2 separate regions of the Homo sapiens genome follow, and region 2 is linked to region 1. A link is an interaction called in ENCODE POLR2A ChIA-PET data of the cell type or tissue named here. Cell type or tissue: MCF 10A. All regions are shown on one strand.

Evidence for each region. Peaks named below come from ENCODE experiments on the same cell type or tissue, not always from the same donor. Only the 100,000 strongest peaks of a DNase experiment are listed, where the experiment ranks them.
Region 2: POLR2A ChIA-PET joins it to region 1 with 6 read pairs; 1 of 35 experiments calls an interaction of 5 or more read pairs at or near these places.

What each region holds. Positions count from the first base shown.
Region 1 is chr9:112,010,988-112,013,487 of GRCh38, forward strand. No RefSeq gene overlaps it. Among named protein-coding and RNA genes, the nearest start is that of LINC02977, 28 kb to the right of the region's middle. RefSeq lists enhancers at 1,104-1,153, 1,264-1,403, 1,644-1,693, 1,734-1,973. In MCF 10A, no CTCF peak of the experiment used is centred here; DNase peaks (open chromatin) are centred at 1,184 and 1,434.
Region 2 is chr9:111,741,925-111,744,424 of GRCh38, forward strand. The region is part of intron 10 of SHOC1 (shortage in chiasmata 1); the gene reads right to left. Among named protein-coding and RNA genes, the nearest start is that of SHOC1, 52 kb to the right of the region's middle. In MCF 10A, no CTCF peak of the experiment used is centred here; a DNase peak (open chromatin) is centred at 1,547.

The DNA of each region.
Region 1 (2,500 bases):
CTGCAAGTCGAAAAAGCAGGTCAAGACTACTAGGGGCAGAGAGGAGGGAGAATGTTTAAGTTGGGCTCTAATGGTAGGATTTGGACACGCTGAGATTGAGGAGACCTAAGGGTGTTACTTCCATAATGGAACCAGTAAAACAAAAGCCATGATTGTCTAATAGAAAGTCTTTGCCAGGGAGGCTTATGAGATAAAGCATGATAGGAATCAATTTGCAACACAAACCTGAATGTTCCAGAAAGTTCATATGGCTTTACTTACTTTAAATTATGGTAGGCATGACACTGAGCTTCCTTTCTGCTCAGCTAGTGGGAAATTTAATTTCAGAGGTTGAGAGGATTGCCTTCTCTTCCCCACCTCCAAATCCCATGCCCAGTCCCAGAGCTAATGGCCAGGAGTGTTTATGTGAAGCCAAACATTCATGCGGTATGTCTGGTCATTGGTTTACATCAGAGATCCACAAACTTTTTCTGTAGAGAACAGATAGTCAATATTTTAGGCTTTGCAATCCAAGCAGCTCTCTGTCACAACCACTCAACTCTACCATTGTTGCTTAAAAGCAGCCGTAGACAGTAGGAAAATGAATGAACTTGACTGTATCCCAGGAAGACTTTATTTATGGACACTGAAATTTGAATTTCATATAATTGCATGGGTCATAAAATATGATTTTTTTTCCCAAACACTTTAAAATGTCACCATTCTAAGCTCATAGGTTATACAAAAACAGACGACGGCCCAGATTTGACCTATGGGCCAACCCCTTATCTACGAGGTTTCCACCAAGTTGCCTGCTGGCCAAGCTTATAGAGTGAAGTTGGACATCCCTGTTGTTCCCCTGGAAATCTTTGCCAGAGCTGAGAGCCTCCATACCCAGAGTCAGAAAGACCTTTCTAGGCTCAACATGCAGTCATGGCTCCCGGACACCCTGTCATCTTCCTGAGATTCTATGGAGGGTGGGCCACAGAGCCCCATTATTTTAAAAACTGTGCATATCCTTTCCTTCCCTTGGGGAATAATCTTAAGGACTGTGTCTCTCAAAAACACTCTACCACTTCTTCTCCTAGCGCAGCATGCTCAAATCCCTCAGAGTGAAGGAGGAAAAAGTCAGGACGGAAAGTGATGTGCAGGCTTCTTCTTTGGGCCCTGAAAGCTCAAAGTCCTGGCTACCTGCCCTGAAGGCTGAGTAATGTACAAAGAAAACAAAGACAAATAACTCAGTAAATTATCCGGCCTAGGATCAGAGCTTTCTAGCCCCAGAGCAAGCTCAGGCCTCAACATTCTAAGCTTAAGAGGTCAGGCTGTCCCTCCATATTTCAATGGGTACAGGTCTTGAGTTTCCTCAGAAAACCTCTGAAGGGAGGTCACAGTTATGGGGACAAAGAAGGAAAGTGTTGGATTCAGGACACCAGGCTCCACTGAAGGTGACTCATGGTTTTGGCTTGCAAGCAACGTTGCTGATCACTTTGACCAACCACAGGTCCCTGCCAGCTGCACTCCTCTCCAGGAGCACTCCTATTTTTATATGTGTGGTACAAAGAACTCCTACCAGCTAATTTCCACTTCCCCCACAAAAGCCTGTTTTACTTCTGCTTTGAGTAAAAAGCTTTCCTCTTTCTGGTCTCAAAGCACACACTCAACAGTGCCTGTAATTCACAGTCATCTGGTACCCTTGGCTTATCTCAGGCCCCTGTAGTAACAACTGGCTCCAAGCATGTCTCCTACAGCCACAAGCTCCAGTGGGGTAGCCAGGTTCACTGGAAGAGAATGTTCCCTACACAAGGGAATCTGAGACAGAAAAAGTCATCCTCAGAAAGTAGGGACTGGTGGACATGTGAGCCTGGGAAATGAGAACAATTTGTGCTGGGAAGTTGCTCATGTAAAGAGTTCACAGAGCAGGTATCTGCTGCCCAGGCTTAAACTCTCAAGTGGAAAATGGAAACCATCATTCCAGATTGGCTTCTTACCCTGTATCTGTGCATTCATCAACCTTTGACAATAAGGTCATTTCTTAGCCCCACACATAGCATATAGGAAAGATTTATCCAAGCCCTGCTATTATAGATGAATAAATGAAACACATTCAGGAGGTTGCCCATACAGTATTTGCCTCATTTTCCCCACAGCTCTAGAGAAAGGACATTTTATAAGTTCTGTCATTCCACAGAGCTGTACAAAGCCGCCTGGCTTAACTGACTTAATTTCTTTTTTTTTTTTTTTTTAGAGACAGGATCTTGCTCTGTCACCCAGGCTGGAGTGCAATGGTGCAGTCATAACTCACTCCAGCCTGCAGCTCCTGGGCTCCAGCAATCCTTCCACCTTGGCCTTCCAAAGCACTAGGATTACAGGTATGAGCCACCATACCCGGCCTTCACTTTTTTTTTTAACTTGACAAAATGGTTCTTAAGTTCAAGATGGTTAGCATACATCTGCTTTCAAGACAGAAAGAGGGGGAAAAAGAAGGAACAGCCACAGTTGTTCACGGTATCAGCGAAGTAAA
Region 2 (2,500 bases), 270 kb before region 1:
CCTGGCCCAAAATTTTATTTTTAAAAAGTATTTTTAAAGTACTTTTACACTCAAAATCAAGTGAAAAATTGACTTTATAAATGTGTAAACTGCAGTCGAGTTCTACAGACCAAATATCAAACACAGTACTCACTTCCTCCATCCTTGGGAAAGTTTGGTAATTTGTAAACTCAATTGTTCCTACTTGACTGTAAATTACTCCCACCTCTACCTCCCTCAATGGAACCTGGAGCCAGAGAGGGCTGACTTGGGAGAGTTTTAGCACTTCCCTCCATAAACTATGCTAGCGTCAACCTTATACGCCACCAAAAATAAAAATACAATCTAAGTAAAATTACCATGCTTACCATGCACATAGCAACCTCAACAAAAATTTTTATAAAATTGCTGTCCCCAAGTCCATTCCATATAGAAATTCTGGATCCTCTACTGGCTGAGGATCAGAACTGTGAAAAAGTCCTTCTCTGGAGATGGCAGAGTCCTAAAGTTTAGTTCAAGACCTTCAATCTTGGTGGGTTTGTGAGTGAGTGATGTGTGTCTGTGTATGTGTGTTTAGGGGTACTCGGGGGGAGAAGGGAGAAAATAAGCATGTCAATCAGTGTAAATTACAGCTCATCTGTAGCTATGATGCTACTAGCCTTCGTAGGGGAAAGACTATTAATTCATAAACCCCTTAATCTGTGTCCCAAGCTCCCTGCTACCCTGAGTGAGAACTGATTGTATTCTGTTTCTCTGTTCATATGGAACATATATGAGCATGCTAATTATAAGTATTGCCAGTTAAATTGACAGTCTAGGGCAGTGGAAAGCTAGGTTTTATGTCTAAGGCATCCAGTTTACCCACATAATCCAAAAATCTGGTCATGTGATAGAAAATTTGAGAATCTAGACAATTCCTGAATCTTACCAAGGTTTCTTTGACAACACCTCAGATTGTAAGCAACTATTTTAAAGTGAAAGGAACGTGTTATATTTAGCAGGCCATGTCCAATATAGACACACATTTTCACTCTTAACGGAGCTTTCTGAAGGCATGTCTGAATCTGATACATTGTTCATAAAAATATATTCACAAGTCAGCAGTCAGTTAGTAGCTTAATAAAATCTTATGCCATACAGACTTTTCTTTTTTAGCCCATAAAATCTAGCATAGAATCTTATATGTGGTAGGCACTAAAAATATTGTTAACTGGGTATTATTTTCAGCCAAAATGTTGTGCTCTGAAATAAAAATAATTGGGACCATAAAAATAAGTTAAAGCTACAATAACATTCTTTGTTATTTTTCCTTCTTTTTTTCAAAAAAATTTTAACACCTTTTCTCCTTGTTTTTAGTTTTACAGTTGAGATATACAGTAGTTCCCCCTTATCCATGAGTTCACTATACTCGGTTTCATTTATCTGTGTTCAACTGCAGTCCAAACTATTAAACAGAATATTCCATAAACAATTCATAAGTTTTAAATTGCACTGTTGCGAGCAGTGTGATGAAATTTCATGCCATCCTACACCATCTCGCCCAGGATGTGAATCATCCCTTTGCCCAGCATATCCACACTATATGTACTCACTACCTGCCCATTAGTCACTTAGTAGCATTCTCAGTTATCAGATCAGCTGTTGCAGAATCACAGTGCTTGTGTTCAAGTAACCCCTTCTGTATTTAATAATGACTCCAAAGCACAAGAGTAATGAGGATGGTATTTGTTATGGTCGTTCTATTTTACTATTTTACTATAGTTATTGCTGTTAATGTCTTACTATGGCTAATTTATAAATTAAACTTTATCATAGGTATGAATATATGAGAAAAAACAGTATATATAGGGTTCAATAACATTCGCAGTTTCAGGCATCCATTTAAGGTCTTGGAATTTATTCTCCCGGCATAAAGGGGGACTACTGTAAACTCATTTTTAAAATATGGATTTTTAAGCTTTTACAGTTGCCAAACAAATGGAAGTGATTTATCTCTTGCTGGTAAATGTAGTAGTGAGGGGAAAACTTCTTTCAGTTGTTTCAAATGGCTCTAAAACCATTAGCTAATTTGAAAGCCTTTTTTTTCTAACTTTGCCAAATCGTAAGTCATTAGTTAAGATTTGTTTCATAAATTCTTATTAGATATTTGAGTTATAACAATAGACATATAACTTGTGATTAAAAAGAGCTTATTATGGTTTAAATACTTCTAAAATCAAACTGAAATTAAAGATCATACTAATTTCTGCTAGTTTCTGTTTCTAAAAATGCCAGTCTGTCATAACAGATGGATTAGGGTGTATGGACTAAATAAAAGAGTAAAAGGGCACTAACAAAAACAGTATATGTCCTGCAAATAAATATCTTGTACCTTATCAAGAGAACTAAAAGTATTTAAACAAAGTGTATGTAGTTTCCATACTTGTCCTATGCTCTTTTTAGGGCTCATATCTGATATGGACAATTCTTAGTTCATGATAGAACTCTGTATAGCACAAATTTACTCTAGAAATGTAAATAA